2 separate regions of the Homo sapiens genome follow, and region 1 is linked to region 2. Evidence: read pairs that join two places in POLR2A ChIA-PET (ENCODE). Cell type or tissue: GM12878. All regions are shown on one strand. Each heading gives the region's core, and the rest is flanking DNA. Links, peaks and the distances in the headings are about the cores only.

What was found. Peaks named below come from ENCODE experiments on the same cell type or tissue, not always from the same donor. Only the 100,000 strongest peaks of a DNase experiment are listed, where the experiment ranks them.
Region 1: POLR2A ChIA-PET joins it to region 2 with 5 read pairs; 1 of 35 experiments calls an interaction of 5 or more read pairs at or near these places.

The regions. Positions count from the first base shown.
Region 1 is chr22:19,928,146-19,943,522 of GRCh38, reverse strand. TXNRD2 (thioredoxin reductase 2) reads left to right here and starts at 1,705. Exons shown (of 18, transcript NM_006440.5): 1 at 1,705-1,822; 2 at 12,425-12,493. The coding sequence starts at 1,720. COMT (catechol-O-methyltransferase) reads right to left here and starts at 1,751. Exons shown (of 6, transcript NM_000754.4): 1 at 1,626-1,751. LOC124905081 (endogenous retrovirus group K member 24 Gag polyprotein-like) reads right to left here and starts at 9,856. Exons shown (of 2, transcript XM_047441689.1): 1 at 9,793-9,856; 2 at 5,534-7,684. The coding sequence starts at 6,662. The coding sequence ends at 5,697. RefSeq lists enhancers at 284-403, 1,064-1,233, 1,987-2,556, 2,557-3,127 and silencers at 1,504-1,553, 1,564-1,693, 1,764-1,933. In GM12878, for the core only: no CTCF peak of the experiment used is centred there; a DNase peak (open chromatin) is centred at 1,670; H3K4me3 peaks cover 2,420 bases; H3K27ac peaks cover 2,060 bases.
Region 2 is chr22:20,389,924-20,405,300 of GRCh38, reverse strand. ZNF74 (zinc finger protein 74) reads right to left here and starts at 11,150. Exons shown (of 5, transcript NM_003426.4): 1 at 10,639-11,150; 2 at 9,883-9,968; 3 at 4,543-4,669; 4 at 3,929-4,024. The coding sequence starts at 10,672. RefSeq lists enhancers at 1-4, 102-271, 10,970-11,109, 11,580-11,649, 11,051-12,040 and a cis regulatory region at 186. In GM12878, for the core only: no CTCF peak of the experiment used is centred there; DNase peaks (open chromatin) are centred at 8,487 and 11,250; H3K4me3 peaks cover 1,196 bases; H3K27ac peaks cover 1,051 bases.

The DNA.
Region 1 (15,377 bases), core at 550-8,549, 460 kb after region 2:
CTATAGGCCCATGCCACCACGCCGGGCTAATTTTTAAATTTTTTGTAGAGATGGGGTCTTTATGTTGCCCAGGCTTGTTTCAAACTCCTGGCCTCAAGTGATCCTCCTCGGCCTCCAAAAGTGCTGGGATTACAGACATGAGCCACTGTGCCTGGCCTGTTATTTTTGTTTCCTCATTAAATGCTTGACTGCTTGCATCATCCAGCAAAAATCCTTTGCTACCAAGTCTCAACAGATGGTCCCGCTGGTAGTTTATGAACACAACACAGAACAGAAAATGGACGGGGACTGTTGAGAGGAAAGAAGCAGGTCTCTGCTCTTCTTGCACAGGGGGAGTGCTGACAAAGACCCTCCCTCCCCACACTCCAGCCAGGCTCCTTAGAGTCCCCTTCTCCACTGGGCCTCACCCTGGCCTATCTAGGCTGGAACGAACACTAACATAGCTCCTAACAGCTCAAGGCCACATTCCCAGAACGATCCTAGCCCCCTCTAAAGTGCCTGCCTGAGAAGTTCAAGGCTGCCACAAGAATTTCCTGTGTGTTCCAGCCAACACCTGAGGATGGGGCCCCTGTCTCCCAGTCTCTGTGGGAGGTTGGGGGCCTGACTTCGGTAAGCCCCAGTGGCAAACCCAGATCAGTTGGTTTCACAGGGGCCAACCCTCCCTTCCCAGTTTTGGTGATTTTCTGTTTCCCTAACTCTACTGAGTCCCCACCCCTTCCCACTCCCTCACTCTCCCTTTAAACTCCAGGCACATCTAGACAAATCAGCATGGAGCCAGCTTTTTCTCATGTTGTCAGTAGTTACCAAGTAAAATCTGTTTTTTCTGCATTAACTAGTGTCTCACTGGGCTCTGCAGGGCAGCTCCTACGGTCCCTCAGGCTTGGAGGGTCACTTTAAACAATAAAAAGCAACAGGACACAAAAATCCCTGGCTGGAAAAATCCAAAAAGCAGGTCTGTTAGCAGGGCAGGCCCGGAGTGACTTCCCCTTTCTCTAACATTCCCACGTGGTCCTGCACACCACACATCCCCCCGACCCTGGGGAGTCCTGGGCCCCTTCCTGGTGGAGCAGCCTCTCTCTTGCAGGGAAAGGCCCTGGGGTACCCCAAGGCCTCCAACAGGGAGCCTGTTGGAGAAGTCACCAAGGCCCTCTGAGTCTGGGGCTCCACAGACCCTCCCCCAGGCCTCCTGCAACTCTCCAGCTCTGAGAGTCTGATCCCAGCCCAAGGACCAAGTGGGACCCTCCCCTGTGACTCTACCACACCCTCACCAGGTCAAGCCCTACTCCAGGGAGAGGCTTATCCTCCTGGTCTGGACCCCCAACCCAGTCTTGAAGCGGGATCTCTCACCGCTATCTGGAGCCCCTCATCACAGCACAGATCTTCAACCTCAGCTTTCCACAAGGAGTCTGGGGACCCCACCCCGGTCCAAAGATCCCCACCCAAGGTCCGAATTCCCCAGTTCCCATCCAGATTCCCCACCCCAAGTCCGGAGACTCCCACCCAACGTCAGATCACTTCACAGCGGTCCGAATTCCCCACACCCTATCCCAGTGTTCCACCCTAGGTCTGAAGGCCCCCGCCCCGAATCCGGCCGCATTCGGCCCCGGTCTAGCCAGCGCTCTCACCTCTCCCGCGACGGCCCGCCCGGGACTGGACCCGCCCCGGTCCGGCGCAGGCAGCGCGGCGGGCAGCCCTAGCTGCCCCAGAAGCCCCACGACGATGGCGGCAATGGCGGTGGCGCTGCGGGGATTAGGAGGGCGCTTCCGGTGGCGGACGCAGGCCGTGGCGGGCGGGGTGCGGGGCGCGGCGCGGGGCGCAGCAGGTAGGATGGGGTCGGGGCGTCCCCGCGGTAGGTGTCCGCGCGGCCGGGGTGTCCTCGTGAGGGTGTCCGCGCGGCGGTGGCCAGGGTGTCCCCGTGGGGGTGCCCACGCGGGGGTGTCCACATACCGGCCTCTTGGTCTAGTCTTGCTCAGGAGTCCGGGCTGCTTCTAGCCACAAGTAGCCCCCTTCCCAGGTGGGGAAACTGGGGCTGGGTGCCTTGTCTAAGGTCCTGCTGTGCTGACTGCACCTGTGGTCTCCCAGAGCTGGTATCCCAGTAACAACTACAGTTCTGAAGATGATGATATCCCACCTCCCGAGGTCACCAGGCACCGGCCCCACTGGCCAGACTTCCCAACTTCTCCCCAGACCCCTAGACTCTAGAGGTTAGAGGCTGCACAGAGCAATGGGAGGATACACACTCGTCCTCCTGGAGCCCCTGAAGAACAGTTAACTAAATCAGGACAATAATCATAACTGAGCACTCGAAGCAGAGGCTGGGTGTCTGGTCACTCAGGACAGTTCAAGCCTCATCCTGTAGGACAGACTCCCCTAGATCCGACCAGAGCGCCACCATATCTGTTATGTGTGGCCAGTTTCATTCCATGCACGACAACATGGTCCCCCACCATGCAGGGGGCCCCTCGACCCAGCCCCCTGGATGCTTGTGACAGCGAGCAGCTCTCCCCACAGGCAGTGAGTGTAGAGGGGTGTAAGGACGGGGTCAGGGCTCCTTCCCAGGGATGGCGGCTATGGGAGGCATGGTGGCTGGCCCTCTGCCCGCGGTGGACTCGGGAGGGAGGGCTGACTGTGTGTGTGAATGGGCAGAGTTGGTGCTATGGAGGTTTTGGGGGTCTCCAGGACGGAGGGTGGCCCAACAGAGTTCTGGGAGGCAGTCACCACCTCGTGGCCTTGCTGAGACCTGGAACCCTCAGCCAGGGCACTCCATCTTTCAAAGCTTCTTGGCTGCATGCGTCAGGTGGGCAAGCTCAGGAAGGTTAAATGCACCCGTGCTGGCGGAGTCCCATAAAAGGGGATTCGGCATCAAAAGGAGGAAAAAGGTTCAAAGGGCATTTATCATGGGGTTCAGAATCACGGATGTGAGGGGCGGTAGTGGGGACAACAGACAGAAAAGCTTCCCCTTCCCATACTCACAGTCCAGACACGGCAATAGCCAAATTCCAAATTTCTAGGTATTCTGGACTCAGAATGGGGAATATCATACGAGACTTAGGGGGATAATGCCCTTATCTTCCTATTTTAAGGGAAAGAACAAACTGAACCTTCTATGCAAAATAGGATGATGATCCTGGTCCTCCCAGTAAGAAATAAAATAAGTAGTCTCCAGGCATTCCTTTCCGCCAGAGGAGCAACTGTTTTTTAAATAGCCCTTTCGTGCCCAGTCTGTTACTAAACCATATGAGTTGTTTTTTTGGGGTTTTTTTTTTTTTTTTTTTTTTGAGACAGTGTCTTGCTCTGTCGCCCAAGCTGGAGTACAGTGGTGCGATCTCAGCTCACTGCAAGCTCCGCCTCCCGGGTTCACGCCATTCTCCTGCCTCAGCCTCCCGAGTAGCTGGGACTACAGGCATCTGCCACCACGCCTGGCTAATTTTTTTTGTATTTTTAGTAGAGACGGGATTTCACTGTATTAGCCAGGATGGTCTCAATCTCCTGACCTCATGATCCACCTGCCTTGGCCTCCCAAAGTGCTGGGATTACAGGCATGAGCCACTGCGCCCAGCCGAGTCATTTTTTAATACTACTGCATGTGAGTTAACACAATCATTCCCAAATTGAAGTTTTAGATGGGCCCTCAAAATTTTTAGGATATGGTTTTCCTACAGGTTTATATTGAAAGTATGGGGTATCTCCTATTACTCCTCTTTTTATTTGTCTTAAAGGAGAAAGGGAGAGGCCAGAGACCAAATGTCCCCATTTCCCTATAGCTAATCTCTCTGGAAGACAAGCAGCCCAGACTTGAGCTTCTAGATGGATACAACCAGGTGCATGTCCAAGGCACAGAGGAGGGTATTTATAACCCATAGTAACATTAAATGCAGTGCCTTCTCCTGGCTGAGCGGTGCAACGGTCATCTGTAGTTCCAGGCATCCACACACTATCGTTAGTATAGATTTCTGCAGGAGCATCCATCCAGGTGAGAGGTCGAATAAGTGGAGGAAAAGGCACATAAGCCCAATAAGAATAATTTTGTGTAGCAGGTAAATCAGTTTAAGGGGAAACTGGTGAGACAGAAAGTGTAAGGAAGATAATTATTAAATAAAACCTATTGTAAGTGAGATCCAGTGCTGAAGGAGGAAGAGAAGAACAGAGGGATGTTATTTTCAGGCTAATAGAAATGGTGAGATTTTTAGGTTCGTAAGGAGAAAAAGATAATTAGGAGAAGTGGGATTAGTTAGAGGGGTTTACATTGCCATTAGGGAGGATTGAACCAGACCCATTTTGATTTGGCATGCCAGTTTCTGAGGAGTCGGTACAGATCTCATCAGGTATGAGGGCAGTCTCTGACGCGAACGTCTCTTCCTCGTGGTTTTTATTGTCAGTATTCACACGAAGTTTAAGTCTCCTAGTGGGCACCCAGACGGGATTGACGATCTCCTGGTAAAACACAAGCATACCCTCTTCCCCACGTTATAATTGTTCCAGGTTCCCAGGTATTGGTTTGGGAGTTTTTCCATGACACTGGCTTGCCTTCGTTTAGGGAGAATTTTTTGCCTGTATAATGGCATTTAGCTGCAGTCAGAGTATTGTTTTTAGGAACATTTAGAAAGCTTAAACAATGCTAAATATAATTGGGAGTGGGGAGTAGTTAAATTATGCTTTTAAACCAGCCTTGTCTTCTTTTACAGTAACTTGAAGAGGTTTAGTAATTTTTTCACGTTTTGGACCGAGACCGAGTCTGGAAACAAACCCCATGTTTTCCATTATATGTTGACTGGGAGCACTGTAAAAGTTATGTGGAATATTAATTTCAGCCCCAATTTGTGCCAGCAAATCTCTGCCCCGAAGATTAATGGGGATGGGCATGATATAAGGCTGAATTGTTCCCTTTTGACCATCAGGGCCAGTGCAAGCCAAGATAAATGTGCTCTGGTGAACTTCTTCAGCTTTTCTAACACCTTCTAGTTTCATGTTAGTGGGATGTTTAAGCCAGGAGGAAGGCCATAAATTAGAGGAAATAATAGAAACATCAGCCCCAGTATCAACTAGGCCCTCAACCTTTTTTCCTTGAATGTGTATGGTGCAGGTAGGCCATTGTTTAGAAATTACATTAATCCAATAAGCGGCTTTTTCACCGCTGGAGCCCATCCCAGGGCCCCATGTCTTATCTCCTTTGTTTAAAACAATGTTAGGTAGTAAAAGTAATTGAGCAATTGACTCACTGGCCGGAATGGAAACAGGAACTTTGGCAGACACCATAAGTTTACATAAGTTTAATCTCATCAGAGGAATCAGAATTAATGAGACTAGTATGAACTATGATACCTTTAGTATCATGAGGTGGATGCCCTGCCTAACACCAGGCCCACCGAACCTTGAGGTAAAGGGCCAGTGACCCCCATGGGGACAATTAAAGGCAAAGAATTAGGTAGTAAATTTAGAGGAATGGTACTACAGAGATCGACCGCCCTGCTGCCTACTGTGGAGGTAGACAAGCATTGTACTGAGACAGAAGAAGAGGCTGGGACCCATCTGGATTGGCTGTAGGTAAATTTGTTTGTGCTGGGGGCTGCGTTGGGACTGCTTGACGCAAAAACACAACATTGGTCTGAGTCCGAGGTGTCCCATTTGATATTGGGGCCTGGGACTGGCCTTGCTTCCTGTTTCCCTGGTTCTGTGGCAAGGGATTTTCATCTATATCAGACTGAGTGGCAAGTACTTGCCCAATGTTTACCCTTACGACAACGCAGGCAAACAGTAGCAGGAGCATTTGGCCGTGTTTGTTGAGCCGGCTTGGCCGCTTTTAAGTTTTTAACAGTGTAGTTTTTTTGGGTATGACCAAGTTGGCCACAATTATAGCAGGCTCCAAGAAAAGAATCAGTCGAGCCAGTTTGGTTGCCGTGCTTCATGGCCGGTGCCCACAGAATAGCTCTGTGGGTCTCCGATCCAACGCCTTCACAAGCTTTAATATATGCAGGCAACACCTCATGATCAGGTAAATTTTGACGTAGGATGGAATGCACGGCCATTTTACACTCATGGTTCGCATTTTGAAAAGCTAACATATGAAGAAGAATACCTTGAGTGTGCTCATCAGAGACAGATTTTTCAACAGCATCTTGTAATTTAGCTAAAAAATCAAGATATAATTCATTGTGACCCTGTTTAACAATAGTAAAAGAAACAGAAGCTTGGCCTGGGGTGCGTAATTTATCCCAAGCTCTCATACACACCTTTGTTACTTGTTCCGTGGTGAGAGCATCAAAGCCTAAATGAGCAGTAGTATCAGAGTAATTATCGGAGCCTGTGAGCTGAGCCTGAGTAATTGGAATGCCATCAGCCCGATTTAGCTGAGCCTGCAGGCGGGCCTCCTCTGACCACCAGGTATGGAATTGTAAATGCTGAGATGGAGTTAGAACAGCTTTTGCCAAAAGGTCGCAGTCTATAGGAAGCAAAATGACCTCGGTACAAAGAGTCTGTAATACCGTTTTAACATATGGAGAAGTAGGAACATACTGAGTACAAGCATCCTTGAATTCTTTTAAAAAGGTAAGATTGAGCGGCGTATATCGACACACTTGTACCCCTTGAGCATTAGGAGGTTCCAGCATGACCGAATAAGCCCACGCCTCTAATCTACTTGTTTGTTTTGGCGTAATAAGCATTGCATGAAAGTTTCAAGAGCAGGCACATGAGATAGAGTCGGCATAGAAGTGACAGGAAAAGTATGTATAGATAAGAGAAACTGAGATTGACGGGGTCGGACTGGTATAAGAGTGTGAGAAAGGGGCATTGGGGGAGCAGAAGAGGCAGAAGCATACTGGTGATTACTGGCCCAGTCCTGCACAACCAGAGTGGCAGGGGTGTCCCTGCATGAAGAAGGGTACAGAGAAGCAGGTTGAGTGGATGGCAAAGTGACCGGTTGAGGGACCAAAATGATAGGAGGGTGAGGGGCTGTGGTGGATGGGGGAGGGCCTGCAGAATTACAGGTAAATTGTAGTTTGGATGGCTCCGGAGGCAAAGACTGTAAAGGTTTGGAGAGGGAAGAGTTAGCATAGATATGGTCCTGGGCTGTCTGAGTTGGGGCCGCAGGAGCTACAAGTGTCGGCTCTTCGTGAAAAGAAATAAGATCATCAGGGGGTGATGTTAAGCCAAAGTCACTGGAGTTAGATATTGAATCCTCAGTATCGTCAGGTGGGGGAGGAGTAGGCAAAGGGAGGGGCTGAGCAGATAATGAAGGCCGAGTGGGAGAGGAAAGCTGAGGAAGAGGTAGAGGGTGGCCAGATTCAGAAAACTGTGGTAACTGCAGGGTGTCACGGGATTGGTATGTCATTAGGATGGCACGTACCAAGGCCCAATCACCCCAAACAGTGACAGGAACATAATTTCCTGTTGGGACCAGTTCTCGGAATTTTGCACCAACATGATCCCATAGTTCCACATCTAACGTTCCCTTTTCAGGAAACCAAGGACAGTGTTCTTCCACTGCCCTGAATAGGGTGACCATATTTTCCATGGGAACCCGAACTCCCCCATTTTAACAGGAATTTAATATAGCAGAGATAAGCATAATGTTTAGACTCTGCGTGACCCATAGTTACCCCGGAGAATACACAGACAACTCACCAATCGTTGGGGAGCCAAACAAGCATTTCTGTGGACTGGACCGATGAACATTTCTCCGCACCTACCAAAGGGAATCGGGTTCCCACATGCACTTAGGAAAAAGAAAACCACGTTGGGCGCCAGATATTGGGGGAACCTGCCCCTAATATTTCAACGTACGTTCTTTCTATTTTCTGTAAGTGTCAGCCGGCTGAGAAATGAAGAGAAAGAGTACAAAGAGGAATTTTACAGCTGGGCTGCTGGGGGTGACATCACGTATCGGTAGGACCATGATGCCCACCTGAGCCGCAAAACCAGCAAGTTTTTATTAAGGATTTTAAAAGGGGAGGGGTTGTGCCAATAGGGAGTAGGTCACAAAGATCACATGCTTCAAAGGGCAAAAGGCAGAGCAAAGATCACATGCTTCTGAGGAAACAGGACAAGGGCAAAATCAGAACTCCTGATAAGGGTCTATGTTCAGCTGTGCACATATTGTCTTGATAAACATCTTAAACAACGGAAAACATGGTTTAAGAGCAGAGAACCAGTCTGACCACAAATTTACCAGGACGGAGTTTTTTCCCCACCCTAATAAGCCTGAGGGTACTGCAGGAGACCAGGGCGTATTTCAGTCCTTATCTCAACCGCATAAGACAGACACTCCCAGAGTGGCCGTTTACAGACCTCCCCCCAGGAATGCATTCCTTTTCCAGGGTCTTAATAGTAATATTCCTTGCTAGGAAAAGAATTTAGCGATATCTCTCCTACTTGCACGTCCATTTATAAGCTCTCTGCAAGAAGAAAAATATGGCTCTTTTTGCCTGACCCCACAGGCAGTCAGACCTTATGGTTGTCTTCGTTCCCTAAAAATCACTGTTATTCTGTTCTTTTTCAAGGTGCGCTGATTTCATATTGTTCAAACACACGTTTTACAATCAATTTCTACAGTTAACACAATTATCACAGTGGTCCTGAGGTGATGTATATTATCAGCTTATGAAGATAACAGGATTAAGAGATAAAGACAGGCATAAGAAATTATAAAAGTATTACTTGGGGGCCCAGGCGCGGTGGCTCATGCCTGTAATCCTAGCACTTTGAGAGGCCGAGGCAGCCATATCACAAGGTGAGGAGATCAAGACCATCCTGGCTAACATGGTGAAACCCTGTCTCTCCTGAAAGTACAAAAAATTAGCCAGGTGTGGTGGCGGGTGCCTGTAGTCCCAGCTACTCAGGAGGCTGAGACAGGAGAATGGTGTGAACCCAGGAGGCGGAGCTTGCAGTGAGCTGAGATTGTGCCACTGCACCCCAGCCTGGGCGACAGAGAGAGAATCTGCCTCAAAAAAAAAAAAAAGAAAAAAGTATAAAAGTATTACTTGGGAATTGATAAATGTTCATATTGAAATGAAATCTTCACTATTTATGTTCCTCTGCCACGGCTCCAGCCAGTCCCTCCATTCGGGGTTCCTGACTTCCTGCAACACAGGTGTGAGCCACTGTACCCAGACTAGGGGTGCAGTTTTTTTTTTTTTTTTTTTCTGAGACAGAGTCTCACTCTGTTAACCAGGCTGGAGTGCAGTGGTGCTATCATAGCTCACTGCAGCCTTGAACTCCTGGGTTCAACTCACCCTCCAGCCTCAGCCTCCCTAGTAGCTGGGACTGTGGGCCCTGCAGTTTCTCCTTTTAGAGTAGGAAGACCTGAACTGTCCCAGGCTTGGAGTGGGTGGGCGATGCAGCCCCTGAACAGGAGCCAGAATGACAACACCTGCTGCCAGGAAAGAGCTCTAGATAGAGCAGCCATACAGGAGGGCCCCTGAGGTGGCACCCTGAGGTGGCCAGCCTGCCTGTGGGTGCACATTTTGGGGGACCCTTCCACTTGCCCTCACTGGTGCAGTGCTGCATTCTCTTGGGCCTTGCTATGAGCTCTGGGCTCCTGCTCTTTGCTGGCCTGTACCAGGCAGTGGGTTCAAAGAGGAGCAGAAAATTAATGGACAATATGTCAGAAGGCAGAGGCAAGACAGACACTTGCTGGGGCCAAGCCCTGCAGGTGGAGAGGGTATGCCTGGCTAAAGTGGGTGAAAGGCAAGGTTATGAGGTTCTCCAGGACACTGGAGTGCACAGGTGGTGTGTCCCCAGGTAACGCCTGCCACCCAGCCCTTCCTCCCACAGAACAGCATCTGCCCTACCCACCTTTGAGGTACTTTGGGGTCCTTCCTTCCCAGCAGGCTACCCAAGCCCTTCCAAGTGCTTAAAGGCAGATTTCCTATGCTTGCAAACGACTGCCCTATGCCAGTGTTTATCAGCCCGAGAGGGCTCCTGGGTGTGCACAGGGGGCGAGCAAGCTGCCCAAGATAAGCACATCCATACAGACAGCTGCTCACCCTGCCTGATAGCAGACAGAGGGGGCACAGTGCGAGGCTGCAGGGCAGGATGACCTAACAAGGGCCCTGCTATGGCAACAAGAAGGACAGGCACCTGCCATGGAAGGTAGGGACGTTCTGAGCAAAGCTTCCGGCTACCAGGCAGCTGGAGGAGAGAGATGCTTCTCCATCAGCAGGTTCATGCTCCCCGGGGGACCTGGTGGCATTTTCTCCCTGACCAGCAGTCCTTGGTTCTCTAGACTTATATTAAAGCCATTAGAATAATTTACAACAATTTAGGCCTTTCCAGAGCCCTTGAGTTGAATTAGGAATTGAGTGTGCTTTGGACTGGCTGTTGGAACCGAGTTGTGGCTCTGTCAGTTCCCGCAGGTGCGCACACATCTCACGTGCACTCAGAGGCTGGCTGCCAGGTGAAAGAGTGGGTGGGTTTGGTTGTGGGGCAGGCTCGCTGCAGGCCATGGCCTGAGTGCCTGGATGCAGCTTCCCAAGCTTTCTCAGCTGTGAGCCAGGGCTCCTCTAGGCTCCAGCTCTTGTATCCTTTAGGAGTGCATGTTCTAGACCTGTCTGTGGGGCATCTGCAGGGCCAGGGTGTGGAGAGACATGACACTCCAAGTACACTCTCTGCAGCCTTGCCTGCCTAGGAAGGTGGAGGTGGCTGCAAAGATAAGTGCAGCCTTCTCATGGCAGACGCTAGGCTCTGATGGAGGTGTTGGGCAGGTTGCCCAGCCTTGTATGACAGACCCTGCTCTGATCATGGAACCTCTTGGCCTTGTCTGAAGCAGCGACCGGCTCCAGATGCTCTGGGAGGGTGGTGCTTCTCATCTGGGCAGGCTCGTGTCTGCAGAGGGGCTGAGGGCACTACTTGTTTTATACCCTAGAGTCTTGTCATCAGTCCCCACCCTGCCCTCACCCCAGCAGACTGATGACTTGCTATTATTTCTTCCTTCCTTCAGCAGGGAGTTGGCTGGTGCCTGGTGCTGGGTGTCCCGGACCTCAGGCCCAGTTCAGTGTACTTCCCCTCTCTACTTCCTCCCTCCAGTCCCTTCTCCATCCCTCCCTTTTTTGGCTGCCCCTTGCCTGCCTTCCTCGCCAGTAGCTTGCAGAGTAGACACGATGACACCTTTTGCAGGCTAAAAAGGCTGAGAGTGGCACTATGTGCAGTGAGCCACCATGGAGGACCAAGGTGAGGCGACACCACAACCAGCCCAAAAGGAATTCCAGGGATGAAACCTGAGCCCAGGCAGCTCTCCCTGTGCCCAGGGTGGCTTCCCTCCTAGCTGACTGCAGCTGGGCACACCAAGACCCTGGCTGTGTGCACTGGCCAGCTGTGAGGGACAGGGGCTGCTTGTGCTTTTATTCTTTTTTTTTTTTTTTTTTTTGAGACGGAGTCTCACTCTGTCTCCCAGGCTGGAGTGCAGTGGCGTGGTATCCGCTCACTGCAAGCTCCGCCTCCCGGGTTCACGCCATTCTCCTGCCTCAGCCTCCCGAGTAGCTGGGACTACAGGCGCCCACCACCATGCCCGGCTAATTTTTTTGTATTTTTAGTAGAGACGGGGTTTCACTGTGTTAGCCAGGATGGTCTCGATCTCCTAACCTTGTGATCCACCCGCCTTGGCCTCCAAAAGTGCTGGGATTACAGGCGTGAGCTACCGCCCCTAGCCTGTGCTTTTATTCTTGCTCACTTGTGACGGAGGGCAGCCTTCACAACTGAAAGGCACGTGGACTTGAGAATGTTTTAGTCCACCTTGGTGGCTCATGCTTGTAATTCTAGCACCTTGGGAGGCCAAGGTGGAAGGATTGCTTGAGGCCAGGTGTTTGAGACCAGCCTGGGCAACATAGCCAGACCCCATCTCTACAAAACAAAAAAATTTAGCTGGACGTGGTGATCGGTGCTTGTAGTCCCAGCTATTCTGGAGGCTGAGGCTAGAGGATCACTTGAGCCCAAGAGGTAGAGGCTGCAGTGAGCTGTGATTGTGCCACTGTGCCCCTGTCGTGGGGGCCCTTCCGGGTCTATGTCCCAGCCCTGTGCTGACCGTGTTCCTTCTCACCTTTCATCCCTCCCCCAAGCAGGGCAGTGGACTACAATCTTCTGGGTGACAGAGTGAGATCCTGTCTCAAAAATAAATAGAATAAAAAAGAAAATATCTTAGTTCTGTGTCTGGCTGAGAACACTGGGTGAGGTTTGAGTTCAGAGTGGTTGGTATGGTGTGCGTGTGATTTGCAAAGATGATCACACACGCCCACGGCCAACCTCACCACCATATGGCTTGGTCTCTGGATTTGCACAGACTATGTGTATCGAGTCACTCTTTCTGCTCTGTTGTGTGGTGTCTTGTCACCCCTGACCATCACAGAATGGAGTGTCCAATCCTGATAAAATTGATCCTGTACCACGTTTAACCAGACAGACAGTCCGTCCCACCTCTCATCCCTTCTCTCAGCAGGTCAGCGGGACTATGATCTCCTGGTGGTCGGCGGGGGATCTGGTGGCCTGGCTTGTGCCAAGGAGGGTATGTATTCTGTATACTTCGTGGCAAGGCCTCGAAGCTTTTAGGGCCCCTAGAGAGGGTGGTGCTGTCCAGAAAACGTCCATGAGCAAAATGCGTTGCCTCCCTGCTGGGGTCACCCCAGTGGCCTCTGTGTTGTGGCTTGTTCCCTGCCACTCTCCAGCTGTCTGCTGTACCCAGCGGCCGCCGTGGCACTTCATGGCTGAACTGCCTTCCTCAGCTCCAGCCCTCCAGCTCTTCTGCTTTACTCACAGTGACAGCCCCAATCCGACTAGTCTCAGCTCCCACCACTCACACCCTCCGTGGGCTCCCCACTTTCCTTCACGTGCTTCTGGACAGTCCTCTCCTTCACCTTACTGTGGCTGTCACCCTGCCTGCCTGCTCTCTGCCCCTGCCCGGCTAGCTGCGAGGCTGGAGCTGCACCCTCCTGCTTGTCCCTGTCCTTGTTCTTAGTGCTGGTGCCTTCCCCCAGGGTCCATGGTCAGTTCTGCTGGGTGAGTCTTGTACTTGGCCTGGCACCCATTGAGTAAAGATGTTGGGCGAACGGGCTGGACCCAGAGGTGTCCAGAGATGACACTTTGCAGTTCTCTGCTAACCCACGTGATGCACAGGCCACCAGCACTTTGCCAGACTCTGTGCCCTGCTGTAGGAGTTCCTGGTCTGCTCTGGCCATGTCTACACAATGATAAGAGGGCAGTTGTGGTGAATGGGGAGGGAAGGGGATGAGAGGGAGGTGGGGCTGAAATGAGAGGGAGTTAACTGGGCACTTTGGCCCTGAAGCTGTGCTTCTCTGATGTCCAGTATTGGGCTCTAGAAGCATACATGGTGTAAAAGAAATCCACTACTCTTGCTCTGTGGGGGCCGGGGAGTGTGTAGGAACCTGGGAAGTCTCCTGGCCTATTGGGGATCCGCAGAGGCACCCAGGATCAGTGCCACACTGTACTCTCAGAACCACTCCCAGAAACGATGGCGCAGGCAGCCACGAGGCCTAGTGCTGTTCCTTTTAGCAGACCGGGCACCTGGGCTGTGCGTTCACTCCCATGCTGGGAGTGACCAGCTGCAGAGACCTGAGTCCCCTTTAATCCGGAATGTGGACAGCTCCTGGGTATGTCTCCGCCTTTCATGAGAGTGGCATTTCCCTGCAGAGGATGACGTGGTTTTGTGGCTTTTTTGAGATGAACTGTACCTATCAAAATGGGCAACCTGATCATTCTTATGTGTGCATGTGTCCATGCAGCCAGTACCGCAGTCAAGATTGGCGAGTGTGTCCTCCACCCCGTTAGTCTGCCAGGGCTGCCGTAATAAACAGACTGCCATAACAGACTGGGCGGCTGAAACAACACATGCTTATTGTCTCTCAGTTCTGGAGGCTAGAAATCATCCAGGTGCGGGCAGGGCTGATTTCTTCTGAGGCCTCTCCGTTGGGCTGTAGATGGCAGTTGTCGTCCCTCTGTGCATGTCTATGTCCTAATCTCTACCTGTACCTGTCCTAATGGATCAGGTGGATGCCCTCTTATTTTGTTGGCTTTTTATTGGAGACAGGGTCTTGTTCTGCCTCCCAGGCTGGAGTGCAGTGGCGTGATCTCAGCTCACTGCAACCTCAAACTCCTGGGTTCAAGCCATCCTCCTGCCTTAGCCTCCCAAAATGCTATTACAAGTGTGGCCACTGTACCTGTATATGGCCTAATTTTTTTTTTTTTTTTTTTGAGATGGAGTCTCGCTCTGTTGCCCAGGCTGGAGTGCAGTGGTGTGATCTCAGCTCACTGCAACCTCTGCCTCCCGGGTTCACGCCATTCTCCTGTCTCAGCCTCCCGAGTAGCTGGGACTACAGGCGCCCACCACCACGCCCGGCTAATTTTTTTTATTTTTAGTAGAGACGGGGTTTCACTGTGTTAACCAGGATGGTCTCAATCTCCTGACCTCATGATCCACCCACCTCGGCCTCCCAAAGTGCTGGGATTACAGGCGTGAGCCACCGCGCCCGGCCTATGGCCTCATTTTAACTTAACTACCTCTTTTTTTTTTTTGCAAGCGAGTCTTGCTTTGTCACCCAGGCTGGAGTGCAGTGGTGAGATCTTGGCTCACTGCAACCTGTGCCTTCTGGGTTCAAGCGATTCTCCTGCCACAGCCTCCTGAGTAGCTAGGATTACAGGCGCCTGCCACCACACCTGGCTAATTTTTGTATTTTAGTAGAGACGGGGTTTCACCATGTTTGTCAAGCTGGTCTCGAACTTCTGGCCTCAAGGGATCCGCCTGCCTCGGCCTCCCAAAGTTCTGGGATTACAGGCATGAGTCACCGTGTCCAGCCAACTTAATTACCTTTTTGAAGACCCTATCTCTAAATACAGTCACATTCTGAAGTGCTAGGGTTTAGGGCTTCCACATAGGGATTTTGAGGGGATATGGCTCAGCCCATAACACCCCAACATTTTCTGAAACCTTGGCAGTTCCTTCCGGCTTCCCCCACTTCTGCATCCTAGGCAACCAGGCATGTGCTGTCTGTCACTATAGTTTGCATTTTCTATAATTGCGTATAAACGGAATGCTGCTGTATGTCATCTTCCTCTTCTGGCTTCTTTCACTCAGGGTAATGACCTTGAGACTCATCTTCGTTGGCGCGAGTGTCGATGGTTTCTTGCTTTTCATTGCTGAGTAGTGTTCTGTTTATGGCTGTGCCGTTTCGTGTACGTGTTCCCCTGTAGCTGGACACTTGAATTGTTTCCACCTTTTGGCCATTGTGGACAGTATTGCTGTGAACGTCTGTCTGTGTGTTTGTGTGGATATATGTTTTAAATTATTTTGGGTAAGTGCCTAAAAATGGACCAACTGGATCGTGTGGTATATCTCTTATTTAGGTATTTTTTCATTTCTTTTAGCAGCATTTTGT
Region 2 (15,377 bases), core at 3,644-11,643:
AGATGCAGATAAGCCCAGAAAAGAGAGGAGAGGCCACCAGGGCCAAGGCTGGAAGGTGCAGGCAGAGAGAAGGGAGCGCCCAGGATGAGATGGGCAAGCAAGAGCGGGAAGAAGGGAGAGGAAGAACACGGAAGGAGCTACCAGAGAGCAAAGACCGGGAGAGGCGGAGAAGCCAAAGGAATCCCGGAAGGAACAGCTACAAGCACCAAGGGGGCTGAGAAAGGGGCAAGCTTGGGAGCTGTTGATGAGGATTACACTCATTCACGGACACGTCGGCTGACCGACTGCTCTGTATCAATACCATGGCAGGTGCTCGCAATACACAGGACAAATACATGTTTTTTGTTTGTTTGTTTGTTTTGAGACCGAGTCTCGCTCTGTCGCCCAGGCCGGAGTGCAGTGGCGCGATCTCGGCTCACTGCAAGCTCCGCCTCCCAGGTTCACGCCATTCTCCGGCCTCAGCCTCCCGAGTAGCTAGGACTAACAAATGAATTAAAAATTGTCTGTGGTGCCAAAAGGAAAAAAGGGCTCCCCACACCCCAGCGCTTCCCTTTAGAACACTGGGAATTGCAAATGCTTTCTCTGTCTCGAGACGCATGCAAACCTTTTCAGAAGCAAAATGAGCCTAGTCCAAGAGTCGAGTCCAAGATGTAACTTCCTGCTTGTCAAAAAGCTACAAGAGGCTGGGCGCGGTGGCTCATACCTGTAATCCCAGCACTTTGGGAGGTCAAGGTGGCGGATCACTTGAGCCCAGATCAAGACCAGCCTGGGTAACACAGTGAGACCCCTCTACAAAAAATACAAAATTAGCCAGGAATGATGGTACCTGTCTATAGTCCCAGCTACTCAGGAGGCTGAGGTGGGAGGATCACCTGAGCCTAGGGAGGTTGAGGCTTCGAGCTATGATCATGCAACCGCACCCCAGCCTGGGCAATAGAGGGATACCCTGTCTCAAAAAACAAACAAACAAACAAAACCCAAAAAGCTGTACTCTTCCTTTAGGTGAAGACAGTTGCCCTGTGTGCTGGGTTGGATGTGTCTCCTCTGTCAAAGGGGGAGGTTTCTTTCTCTCCTGTACACCACATCTGGTTAAACACTTATTCAATAAGAAGGCTTTCTTTCTTTTCTATCTCTATAGCAAGGTTTTCTGAGCTGGCAGGAGATTTTATTTCTAATTCTGTCCTCCCCAGGCTTAAAAGGGAGCAGTCTAGTGCAGCGGGCAGAGCTGCATGGTGGTGCTGCCTGTGGCCCCAACACATGCAGAAGAGCAGGGCAAGTGGAACTGGCCATGGCACACATGGCAGGTAGCCAGGTGGAGAGTGAACAGCATGTGCAGAAGCTCAGAGGTGAGACAGTAAGATGAAGACAAGACACGCAGAGGCAGGAAGGCTGAGAGGTGACCCTGGCAAGGTGGATGGGTTCGAGGTGACCAGATGCCTGACTCAGAGGGCAGCCGGGGAAGAAAGGCCTTTTGCACAGAGGGTGATGTGATCATATGGTGTCTTGACGGGGGGCGGGGGAAGCAGAGGGCGGGGACACAGTCTCGCTCTGTTGTCCAGGCTGCAGTGCAGGGGTGCAATCACAGCTCGCTGCAGCCTCCAACTCCTGGGCTCAAGTGGTCCTCCTGCCTTGGCCTCCCAAAGTGCTGGGATTAGATGTGTGAGTCCCTGTGCCTGGCATAATGGTTTGTCTTGAAGGTGGCTTTGGTGGTGTGTAAGGTGGTTGGAGCCAGCAGTTAGGGAGGCCAGTTAGGGAGGCCATCTGAATAATTCAGGTGAAAAATGGCAACTTCAGACTGGAACCAAGGCTGTGAAAATGAACAGGAAGCAGCAGATCTAAGAGCCATTTAGGTGCTAAAACTGATGGCCCTAGCTGTTGACTGAAGGTGGCAAGAGAGGAAATGGGGGAGAGGATGAGACCTCAGCAAACACCCAAGCCTGGGTGGATGGTGGAAGCTTTTATAAAGGAGGAGGAAGGGCCAGTTCCAAGTCTGGTTTTAGACATGCAAGCAGAGGCCCACGAGATGGTCAGTGACACAGGGCTGCAGCTCAGCTGGTGTTGCTATAGTGTAGACCACATCCACACCAAGTGAGAGGTAAGAGTCTAGGGAAGTTGCACAGAGCAGAGAGAAGAGGCCCAGGCCAGAAAAAAGTTGTTTTGGCAGCAATAGGGCCAACAACACAGCAGGGCACATTCATCTAAGGGATACTGTGCAATCAGTAAACATCACGTGAGGACGCTCACTATGCCATGGCCAGTGTGGTAGCCAGACTCCGGCGTGAGTGCTGTGCTTCCGAGGGTGCATAAGGCTTTATTTATTTATTTGTTTGAGATGGAGTTTAGCTCTGTCACACAGGCTGGAGTGCAATGGTGCGATCATGGCTCACTGCAACCTCTGCCTCCCGGGTTCAAGCAATTCTCCTGCCTAAGCCTCCAGAGTAGCTGGGATTACAGGTGCTCACCACCACGCCCAGCTAATTTTTTTTTTTTTTTTTTTTTGAGATGGAATTTCACTCTTGTTACCCAGACTGGAGTGCAATGGCACGATCTCAGCTCACCGCAACCTCTGCCTCCTGGGTTCAAGCGATTCTCCTGCCTCAGCCTCCCAAGTAGCTGGGATTACAGGCATGCACCACCATGCCCAGCTAATTTTGTAATTTTAGTAGAGACAGGGTTTCTCTATGTTGGTCAGGCTGGTCTCGAACTCCTGACCTCAGGTGATCTGCCTGCCTCGGCCTCCCAAAGTGTTGGGATTACAGGTGTGAGCCATCACGCCTGGCCACATGTAGCTTTAGAAGTCTATCCGCACACAGAGGAAGGGCCCAGAGGAATCAGTGACATGGTCAGTTATTAGAGAACCGTCATCTCTGGGTGGAAAGATTATGCAGGATTTCAGTAACCTTTCAGCCTCATTTTCAGTATATTCATATATGAATCAAACAAAAATATGAATTTTTTGAAACCTGTAATCTTGTTAAAGAGGACAAAGCAAGCATCAGAGGCTGGGGTGAGAAATAAAGACCAGAAAGCTGGGGCTGCAGCCACTGTTGCAGGTTGGGGCTGGGTGGTATGTGGCAGTGGAGGGGGATGGAGGAGGGGCTGCCTTCCCCGACCCCCGTGTTCTGTGCTCCACAGCTTATCGGCTGCCTTTCCCACAGAAAGGTGTTTCTCGAGCTTTCTAGACACCTAACATGCTCAGCAGTCACTGTCCAATAAATTAAGCCGAATTTACCACTTATTTATCAACCAACTCAGAAGAGAAGTCTACAAAAAGAATGTTGGAGAAGAAAAGCAGACTACCTTCTGCTCAACACCCACCCCAGTCCCCTTTCCCTTACGGAGGGCTGCCATCTTGGCCACAGCCTGGAAGCCCTCGCTGACGTTGACCCTGACCCTGACGCTGATGCTGACCCTAATGCTGATGCTGACTCTGACCCTGACGCTGATGATGGCCCTGACACTGATGCTCACACTGGCCCTGATGCTGATGCTCACGCTGGCCCTGACACTGATGCTGGCTCTGACCCTGACGCTGACGCTGGCCCTGATGCTGATGCTCATGCTGACCCTGACACTGACCAACGCCAGCTGCCCCTTCCCTGGTGGCCCCCTGCCCCCAATCCCACACCCCCGGCTGCCCAGCCAACACCAATGGCTCAATATTTCTATTCCTGCCTCCCCATCCCCATCAGCAGGTGACCATTTGGTCCCAGTGGCCAGGTTTGTTCCCTGTTGTATCCCAGAACAGGTCTCAGCACACAGGCAGTGCTCAGTACGTGCTGAAGGGAGGCAGGCAGGAGGGTCTGGCGGGGGACCTGAAAAGGGGAGATGGAGCCGGGGCAAACTGAGGGAGGAAAATAGGGGCCATAGGAGGAGGTGCCACCAGGGGTGCTGGGGCTGGCACCCTTCCACCTGTGCCTCTGCTCACCTGGACAGGGCCCTCTGGGGACTTCCCTCTGCATGCTCCATGGCTCCTCGCCTCGTTCCAGATGAGAGATCACATCTGGCTTGTGCAGTGGAGGTCCTGCTCGTGGAGAGAAAGTGGGCTGGGCATGCTGCAGCTCTCCAGGCCCAGTCGACCTTACAGGCCGCCCCCTAACAAGGACAATGCCTGTGAAGTGGACACCCTCTCTGGGAACAGGAGGTCCTCTGGGCCAAAAGCAGTGAGGGTCTCAGACTGGAACCCAAATCCCAGTGTATACTCTGAAGACCCCACGTGTGCTGACGTCCTTACTTCATTGCTTGAGGACTGTTCCAGAGCCAGCTGGGCTCCAGGGTCCCACCTTCTTCTCTTCTCTCCCTGCCCCTATCCCAGGACCAGGGGAAACACCAAGCAAGGATGCTACCAGCTCCCACGCTGTCCCTTGGGGACTTCTGGCGTGGCCGAGGCCCCTGGCCATGAGTGCCCCAAGGCACAGGCCTTGCTTCCCACCCCATGATATATCTGGCACCAGGGCCGGCACTGAAGGGATTCTCCTTAATATCTACCATGTAGAAGAAGGCTGACAGCCGACGCCCAGCCTGGGGCTGGGGGGATTTTACCTAGGGCAAGAAGGTTCTGGTAGTTCTCCAACATCACATCCCGGTACAAGGCCCTCTGAGGGGAGTCTAGTTGACCCCACTCCTCCTGGGTGAAGTCCACAGCCACATCCTTGAAACTCACCGATTCCTGAAATGACATATAGGTTCTCACCCAGGACTGATTCTGTGTCCATGGTTCCAAAGGAGCCAGAGATTGATTAAGGACCCTACAAGTAAAGGGTTAACCTCAGGTGACCTTCTCCCATGCCAGAAGGTTGTGCTGTAGACACTGACCATGACTGAATTCGGGGACCAGGGGCAGGGAGGGGGGCTGGGAATTGGCATGCATTCCCACACCACCTTCTAGATTGGGAAAGCAGGTCTGAATAGACACCACAGGGCCCTGGCAACTTGCGGTGGGACCCAGGGGCTGTACATGGCTGTTGTATCAGGCTCTAAGTCCTGGGTGAGATGCTATGCTTCCTGGAGTCAAGAATTTCAAACTTAAAAATTTGAGAGAATATTAATAGTACAAAAATCCCAGCAACTCTATTCAAAGCTCAGTAACGCAAAAGGATCCGATCCCAGACTAGAAACTGTTATTACACTCTAAGGAAGGAAACCTTGTATATATCAGCAAGTTCTGTGCCCCAAGGGACTAAGAGAGGCTACCTGCAGTCCTCACCTGACTGCCTTCCAATCCTTCCTGCCTGCTCCCCCTGGGCCTGGGCATCCTGGCCACCACCCAACTCCAGACTTGCTTTGATCCTTGAAAGGATCAAATAGATGCCAAGTAATTTCACTGCATCCCAGAACAAATCCCAGAAACAAGGAATTCCAAAAACCTACTCAACAAAGTAAAATTCACAATGTCCAGCATCCAATCAAATAACTAAAAGGTGAAAAATATTAATGAAATCAGAGGAATTAAGAGTATATTAGAACAGTATGTGTTTACCTCAAAAGAAGTCATTAAGGGAGGAAATGAGAAACAAAAAAGACATAAGACATAGAAAACTAATAGCAAGGCCGGGTGGGGTGGCTCACGCCTATAATCCCAGCACTTGGGAGGCCAAGGTGGCAGATCACCTGAGGTCAGGAGAATTGCTTGAACCCAAGAGGTGGAGGTTGCAGTGAGCCAAGATTGCGCCACTGCACTCCAGCCTGGGTGACAAGAGCCAAACTCTGTCAAAAGAAAAAAAAAAAAAGGACATGTAAATCCAACCATATTAATAATTACACTAAATGCGAATAGTTTAAACACTCCAATTAAAAGGTGGAGATTGTCAAACTGAATTCAAAAAGCAAGCTACAGAAACCCACTTTACATACAAAGATAGGTTAAAAGTGATAGGATAGAAAAAGATAAACCCTGCAAATACTAATTTAAAAAAAAAAAGCTCAAGTGCCTATAGTAATAGCAAAGTAGATTTCAGAGAGAGGACTATCAGAGACAAAGAGAATATTACATAATGATAAAACAGTTAATTCATTAAGAACTCATAGCAATCCTAAATATAAATGTATCTACTAAAAGAGCTTCAAAATACATAATGCAAAAACTGACAGAACAATTAAAAAACACCATCATTCAACTTGACTTAACTGATATTTACATAACACTCTAACCAACAAAGGCATAATACATATTTTTTCAAGGGCATGTGGAACATTTACCAAGATAAACCACACTCTGGGAAATAAAATAAATCTTGGTAGACTTGAAAGACTTTAAATCACACAAAGTTCATTCTTTGATGACAATAGAATTAAATCAGAAATCCATAATAGAAAGTTATCTGGAAAATGCCCTAAATATTAGGAAATGAAACAACACATTCTGAAATAACATATGGCTGAAGAATACATCACTAGGGAAATTAGAAGCTATTTTGAGCTGAATAAAAGTGAAAATGTGACATAACAAAAGTTGTAGGATATAGTTGAGGCAGTGCTTAGAAATTTACAACGCTGAATGCTATATGAGGAAAAAAGGTATCAAATCAATATCTATGTTTCAATCTTAAGACACTAAAGTAAGTAAAGTAAGTTTCAATCTTAAGACACCAAGGAGATAATAAGGATCAGAAATCTCTGAAATGGAAAACAGAAAATAGAGAAAAATCAATAAAACAAAAAAATTGTTTTTTGAAAAGATCAATAAAATTGACAAACATATATTTACTATATGGCTCAGCAATTTCACACCTAGGTATTTATGCAAGAGAAATTAAAATGCACAGCCATACGTGTACTCAAATATTTATAGCGGGTTTATTTGTAATAGCAAAAGCCTATGAGTAACCTAAATGTCCATCGGCTGGTGAATGGATAAGCAAACTGCGGAGCAGTTTGCTCCATCCAATGGAGCAATGGGATGAAATGTATACCCCTCACCTCAAATTCTTATGTCTCAATGCTTGGTAACTCCGAGAGAGGTTTTTTTTTTTTTTTTTTTTTTTTGAGACATGGTCTCACTCTGTCACCCAGGCTGGAGTACAGTGGTGCAATCTCAGCTCACTGCAACCTCTGCCTCCTGGGTTCAAGAGATTCTCCTGCCTCAGCCTCCTGAGTAGCTAGGACTACAGGCGAGAACTAACGCCCAGCTAAATTTTTGTATTTTTAGTAGAGACAGGGTTTCACCATGTTGGCCGGCTGGTCTTGAACTCCTGACCTCAAGTGTTCCACCCACCTCAGCCTCCCAAAATGCTGGGGTTACAGGCGTGAGCCACTGCACCCGGCCTGGAGAGAGGTTCTTTAAAGAAGTAATTCAGTTAAAATGAATTCAATGCAGTGGGCCTTGATCCAATATAACTGGTGTCCTCATAAGAAGAGGAAATTTGGACACAGACATAGAAGAGGTAAGACCATGTGAAGATGCGGGGAAAAGGTGGCCATCTACAAGCCAAGGAGAAGCCTCAGAAGAAATCAACCCTGCTGACACCTTGATTTCAGATTTCTTGCCTCTGGAACTGTGAGGAAATACATTTCTGTCATTTAAGCCCTCCTGCCATACTTTGTATGGCAACCCTAGCAGACTAATACAAATGGAATATTACTCACCAATAAAAAGGAACAAACTACTGATTCACACAACAATATGGATAAACTCAAAAGCATATGCTAAGCGAAATAAAGCAGAGACAAAAGACCACATAATATAAATTCCATATGAAATCCTTAAAGAGGAAAATCTACAGCAAAACTATAGTGGTTACCAAGGGGAGAGGGGAGACCACTGAATGCACAGGGGCATGAGGACATTTTTGGGTCATGGAAACGTCCCATATCATGATTGTGGTGCTGGTTACACAACTGTATACGTTTGCTCAACCTCATCAAATTGTATACTTAAAATTGTACAACTGTGCTGTATATAAATTACACCTCAATAAAACCTTACCCCCCAAAACACTGGATTTCAGATGAGGAGGTAGAGATGAGGACAAATGCTGAGAACACACCCCTAACTGAGGCATGCAGGCATGAAGGATGACGATAGCCGAGGGAAGGAGAAAATGGGCTGAAACAAGGCTCCAAGCCAGGTGTGGGGGCACACACGTTGGTCCCAACTACTTAGGAGGCCGAGGTGGGGGATTTGCTTGAGCCCAGGAGTTGAAGGCTGCAGTGAGCTATGATTGTGCCACTGCACTCCAGCCTGGGCGACAGAGCAAGACTCTGTCTCAAAAAAAAAAAAAGAAAAAGAAAGAAAAACAAAAAAATAGCTCCACAGGTATCAGAATATGGTGTTGGCCAGTGAGGCTGTCAGAGGCTACATGGCTTCAGTGTGGGGAGCAAAACCAGCAAGAGTAGGGTAGGGTCTGAGGCCCGCACAGGCCTTTTTGATGGGTATTTCTGGCCACTGGGAGAAGTCCATGTCTAATGTGTCATCATTCTGCAGGGAAAGGAATAAAAAACCCAGACAGTATGCATTGGAATCAGATGCTGATGTGGTAATGACACTAGCAGAGAAGTCAGAACAGACCACACAAGATGTCCCAGGAGACAGAACAACTTGAACTGTGAGTGAGAATGAGACTGTCAAGAGAAAATGCCAAAGCTGATGTGTACTCAGGAGAGTCAACTGGTTATTCAAAGATCTAACAAGCTAATATTTTAGGAATAGGAATAACACATGCATGAGGGCCCTACCACCTAGACGGAGCTGCACAGACACATACAGACATACATACATGCACACACATTTTTTTTTGCTGAACCATTTGAAGGTAAGTTGCAGACATCATGATGTCTCACTCTACAGTCTTCAGCTTGTATCTCCTGTGGATATTCTCTTACATAATCACAGTACTATTATCACATGCAATAAATTTCATATTGATACAATATGACCTAAGATACAGCCCATTTTCAAATTTCCTCTTGTCCCAAACTGCCCTTTATCAATTTTTTTGGATCTATCCCCTAAGCAAGGAACATGCATTGCATTTGACTGTCAAGTTTCTTGAGGACTATAAAGCATTGTGACACACTACAGAAGTGAGGCACAGCTCACAATACACGTTTTGCAGCTGTTTCTAGCTGGCTATAATCTGCCATCACCTCTTTTGAGTGGCAGACTGACAAAATCACAAAATGCTAAAAAAAAAACAAAAACCCAAAGACCCCTTATTCCTCCACATCTTTCACTCTACTGTGCTCTCTTTGTCAACTGCACCCTTCTAAATACAACCATGGGGTGAGGTGGTTGCGGTAGAAAAACAAAATGAGGAACAGAGTTCACAGTCTGTAAAAGGAGGGATCTGGGTCCCATTTGGCTGCAGAAGTTCCCAGGGCCAATTCCTTGCTGAGCCCCCAGATTCTCTAAATCTCCAGGACTCTCCATGAAGGCCCCATGCCAGGGGCTGGGTACAGAGGAAAGCACACAGGGATGTGTCCCCTACCGCCACTCTTAACCAAGTGCTGCAATCCAGCCCTTCCTGAGCTGCTCCACGTGCCCCTGTCTGATTCCAGTCCCAGTAAACCAACCGTGCAAACATCCTGCACCAACCCCTGGCCAGCACGTGGATAGGCAAAGCGACCCCATGTGAGCCGTCAACTACTTTCTCAGATTCCACTAAAACCACTCCTCAGAGCTCCCAGCACAGCGCTGGGCAGAGAGATCCCCAGCAACTGACCCACTGAATTGGACTGGGCGAGACATTCAATAGAGCACATCTCGAGGGCACACCTCGGGCAACATCTGGACTCTTCACTTGGAGCTGTTCCCACTGCCCAGAGCTTCCTGAGGACTGGCCAGCAGGTACCCGGGTGAAGGTCTGTGGAAGGCTGACGATCCAGGGCTGGGGAGGGAATGTGCCAACCCTCTTCATAAAGAAGGAAGAACACACAGCCACTCACCTTGGACCTGGCTTCGGGAAGACCCCAACCCGATATATCCTCGAGATTCTCTTTCAGGGAAAGAGCAGGATCCTGAGAGGAAAGAGCTGGCGAAGGAGAAATGAGTCAAGGTCACGGCTACCAGGCTCACGGCTGAGCTTAAAGCCCACCTGTCGTGGCACAAGTGAGAATCAGAGAGGAGGCAGAACCTGCCAGCAAGGCCAGGTGGGGAACGAGCCCCAGTAGCTAGCACCAACAGAAACAGCATCGAGGAATAATCTGCCTGTGTCTCAGACACTCCAATTCATGACGAAAAGAGCTGCTACCCCCAATCAAGCACGTCTGAGTGGGAACAAATGATTGGGCGCGGGGAAGAAAGAAGCAGGAGGCCAGGAGCGATGGCTCACGCCTGTAATCCCAGCACTTTGGGAGGCCGAGGCGGGCGGATCGCTTGAGCTTAAGACCAGCCTGGGAAACATGGCAAAACCCCGTCTCTACTAAAAATACAAACATTAGCCGGGCGTGGTGGCGCGCGCCTGCAATCCCAACTACTTGGGAGGTTGAGGCGGGAGAATAGTTTGAACCCGGGAAGCAGAGGTTGCAGTGAGCGGAGATCAAGCCATTGCACCACTCCCGCCTGGGTGACAGAGTGAGATTCCATTTAAAAAAAAAAAAAAAGATGCTGGATGCTTCTGGGAAACTGGCCTGATCTCTCTGAGTGTCAATATCCTCAAGTGCAAATCCACAGACATACTGACTACAAGAGTGAAGCTGTACCTGTCTTCTCGGGCTCCGGGGCAGGGATCTCCATGGCCTCCACGGCAGCCTCCCCAGGAGGAGTGGGCAGCTGTGTAGCCTCCAGGATCCAGGGCAGGCCCTGAAGAGCGAGTACTGCTCCTGGGGCTGAGGGGCCTGCAGCGGAGCCCCGCGGGGCGGCCACGCGCTCACAGCTGCACGATCACACGCACGGAGCCCCCTCCCCGCGCCCGGCTGAGGTGGGGTTCAGGCCGGCTCCGCAGATACCCACTCCCCACACCAGGCTCAGCCCCATGCTCGGCGCACTCACGCCCCGGCACACCCCCGCCACACGCTCCTCCCGGCGAACCCGCGCTCGGAGACCAGGGCCAGGCCTAAGGTTCCGCGGCCAGGAGCCATCGGACGCGGAGCGACCAGCGGACAGGTCCCGAAGCGGACAGAGACCGCCGACGGTCTGAGGGACCGGCAAGTGGACAGACCGGACTCCCACAAAAGGACTGCGACTGCCACAAAGAGCAGCAGGCGGCCGCTGCGGGAAAGCGCGCCTGCGCGAAATAGGCGCAAACTACACCTCCCGGGAGCGTTTGCGCCGCGCAGGCGTCAGACTCCATTTCCTAGAGCGAGTTCGGGCCGGTGCTTGCGTCCCGACGCGAACGAGTATCTAGCACATCCTTCTAGGAAATGTAGTTCCTGGGCCCACAGCCGGGAGCTCCGGCACCCACCATGCTCTTGCGGGCGGATGTCGCTGTGTATCTCCGTGTGCGGATCAGTGTAGTGCCGCTGCATGGGTGTCTAATTGCGAGGATACTGGGAGGGCGGTGTCCAGGAACTAGAATTTGTCCTGTTAGTTCGTCCACGTCCCCACGTAGCTGGGAGTCGGGTGGGTTCCTGCCCACATCTGTCTGCAGGAAAGACTCAAGCCCCTGGTCTTACGGATATTGGGAGTGGTGGGTCTGGCCTCGAGGGGTTTTCCAGGGGCCCTGCCCCCACTCCCCCTTCTCGAGCCACATATCTGAGGCCCATGGGCGCGGGTCCCCAGAGGTGGGAGAGCCTTGGCCTAGTCCCCCCAGAGGGTCCTGTCCACAGTTCACCCCTGGGGCGGGAAAGGAAGGTCTGGGTGGCGGCCCAGTCCTGGCGGCACAGAGCTCTGCCATGAACACAGTGATGACGCCAGCGACAGAAACATTGAATATGTACTGAGCACCAACCAAACGCCAGGCCTACTTCAAGAGCTTGGAGTACATTTTTCTGGCAGAATGCTCACAGCAGTCCAGGGAGGTTTGCTAACTACTGTCATCCCATTTGGGAGATGAGGAAGTTGTGGTACAGGTGCGTGGGGTAACGTGTCGCAAATCACACAGCCAGAAGTAGGAATCCAGCACCGAAGTGCATTGCCACATTCCTACTGAGAGGTGGTCCGGGGTGGTGCACACTCCAAACCCTTCAGCCTCCCACCTTAACCGCAGCTTAGGCTTGGCCACAGGCTCTCACGTGACACCTGTCCACTGCCCACATCAGCACAGCTGTGCCCAGACCTCCCCTGCCCAGGGCAGCGCCCGTGTTTGATTTTGTTTTGAGACTGGGTCTCACTCTGTCGCCCAGGCTGGAGTGCAGTTGCACAATCACGGCTCACCGTAGCCTCAGTCTCTCGGGCTCAAACTATTCTCCCACCTCAGCCTCCGGAGTAGCTGGGACTTACAGACATGCACCACCACGCCCGGTTAATTTTTATATTCAGCGCCCATTTTTAATAGCAACCCAGTGAGAGGGGACAGCGTGCTGGCAGTCCTCACAGCCCTTGCTCGCTCTCGGCGCCTAGTCGGCCTTGGCGCCCACTCTGGCCGCGCTTGAGGAGCCCTTCAGCCCACCGCTGCACTGTGGGAGCCCCTTCCTGGGCTGGCTGCGGCCGGAGCCGGCTCCCTCAGCTTGCCGAGAGGTGTGGAGGGAGAGGCGCGGGCGGGAACCGGGACTGCGCGCAGCGCTTGCGGGCCAGCACGAGTTCCGGGTGGGCGTGGGCTCAGCGGGCCCCGCACTCGGAGCTGCCAGCCGGACCCGGGCAGTGAGGGGCTTAGCACCTGGGCCAGCAGCTGCTGTGCTCGACTTCTCGCCGGGCCTTCGTTGCCTCCCCGCGGGGCAGGGCTCGGGACCTGCAGCCCGCCATGCCTGAGCCTACCCACCGCCGTGGGCTCCTGCGCGGCCCAAGCCTCCCCGACAAGCGCCGCCCCCTGCTCCACGGCGCCCAGTCCCATCGACCACCCAAGGGCTGAGGAGTGCGGGCGCACGGCGCGGGACTGGAAGGCAGCTCCACCTGCGGCCCCGGTGCGGGATCCACTGGGTGAAGCCAGCTGGGCTTCTGAGTCTGGTGGGGACTTGGAGAACCTTTATGTCTAGCTAAGGGATTGTAAATACACCAGTGGGCACTCTGTGTCTAGCTTAAGGTTTGTAAACACACCAATCAGCACCCTGTGTCTAGCTCAGGGTTTGTGAATGCATCAATCGACACTGTATCTAGCTACTCTGCTGGGGACTTGGAGAACCTTTATGTCTAGCTAAGGGGTTGAAAATACACCAATCGGCACTCTGTATCTAGCTCAAGGTTTGTAAACACACCAATCAGCACTCTGTGTCTAGCTCAGGGTTTGTGAATGCATCAATCAACACTGTATCTAGCTACTCTGGTGGGGACTTGGAGAACCTTTATGTCTAGCTAAGGGATTGTAAATACACCAATTGGCACTCTGTATCTAGCCCAAGGTTTGTAAATGCACCAATCAGCACTCTGTGTCTAGCTCAGGGTTTGTGAATGCACCAGTGGACACTCTGTATCTAGCTAATCTAGTGGGGACGTGGAGAACTTTTGTGTCTAGCTCTTTGGGTCCACGCTGCCTTTATGAGCTGTTAACACTGCGAAGGTCTGTAGCTTCACTTCTGAAGCTAGCGAGACCACGAACGCACCAGAAGGAAGAAACTCCGCGCACGCTGCGTTTAAGAACTGTGACACTCACCACGAGGGTCTGTGGCTTCATTCTTGAAGTCAGTGAAACCAAGAACCCACCAATTCTGGACACACCAGGACAAGAGCCTTGGTGGGGTATAGAACTGTTGATTACACAGTGCATGAGTCTATGTGTAAGTTTGTGTATGTGTTTGTTTCTCTGTGTATCTTACAGGTGTAGGTGTGGGTCCGCTTTTGCCTCACATTTCTTATGTGTTTCTGTCCTGGTGTGCCTCTGTGAAACAATGTGTACGTGCACCTGTGCACAGGTGACTCTATGAGTGTGTATGTGGGCACTGTCTCAACAGTTCTGGAGTCTGGATACGTGTTTGTGTGCAGGCTTGTGTACATGGGACAGGAACCTGTACATGGGAGTGGAACTTGTGTGCACGGTGTGCTTGCTGATGAGTCTAATGTGATTATCTGTTGGCATCTGGCTGTTGACTAACAGGTCAGGTCTGAGTCTTTCTTTTTTTGTTTTTGAGATGGAGTCGCGCTCTGTTGTCCAGGCTGGAGTGCAGTGGCGCAATCTCAGCTCACTGCAATCTCTGCCTTCTGAGTAGCTGGGACTACAGGTGCCCGCCATCACACCCGGCTAATTTTTTTGTAATTTTAGTAGAGATGGGGTTTCACCATGTTAGCCAGGATGGTCTCAATCTCTTGACCTCGTGATCCACCCGCCTCGACCTCCCAAAGTGCTAGGATTACAGGCCTGAGCCACCATGCCTGGCTGGGTCTGAGTCTTTCTGTATAAGTGCACATGTGTATGTGTGTGTGTGCCTCACTGTTTACACAGATCTGAATGTATGACTGGCATATCTGTGCATGTAACTCTGCAGTTCATCTCTGTAGATTGTGGATGTATCATCTATGTCTGCTTGCCTGAGTGTGTTCTGTGTGATAGTGAGTAGATGCCTTACGCCAGTGACTATGGACGGCGTCTTGTTCAGGTGAATTTGTAGACCTGTGTGTGTGTGTGGTTCTCTCAAAGTTCTAGTTTGTTGTGAGATGGTATGCACCTCTTTTCATTTGTGGGGCTGTAGACCTCGCAGGTCCAGTTGTGGCTGTGTGTGTGCCTGCATGTGTTCTTCTGTATGCCACTCTGTGTTGACTTCCAGGGCTCATCAGTGTCAGTACGTGCATCCTTGTGTACATGTGTATGTCACTGTGGGCCTCATGGATCCCCTGTGTCTGTAGGAAAGCCAGTGTGAGCCCAGGGATTCTATATTGAGTGCTCTGTCACCTGTGTCTCTGCAAAGGCTGTAGGGACAGGGATGTGTTCAGCCTGAAGGGAAGAGTGGAAGGGAGGATGCTGTTACTGCTTTCTGCTCACTATAGACTTCTGAGGATGGGAAAGGCATTTACCGCAAGACAATTTAGCCTAAGATTCTCACTTACATAAGAAGTCCCAGGTCATGTTCTTGTTCCTAAGTTCTCTGATTCCTCAATTCTCGAGGGTTGACTAGCAGGGCTGTGTGAAGGCCCAGTGAAATAATGGATATATATGCCCTTTTTTTTTTTTCCTGAGATGGAGTCTCACTCTGTTGCCCAGGCTGGAGTGCAGTGGTACCATCTCGGCTCACTGCAATCTCCGTCTCCCGGGTTCAAGCAATTCTCCTGCCTCAGCCTCCCTAGTAGCTGGAACTACAGGCACCTGCCACCACGCCTGGCTAATTTTTGTATTTTTGGTAGAGATGGGTTTCACTATGTTGGCCAAGCTGGTCTCGAACTCCTGACTTCAGGTGATCTGCCTACCTTGGCCTCC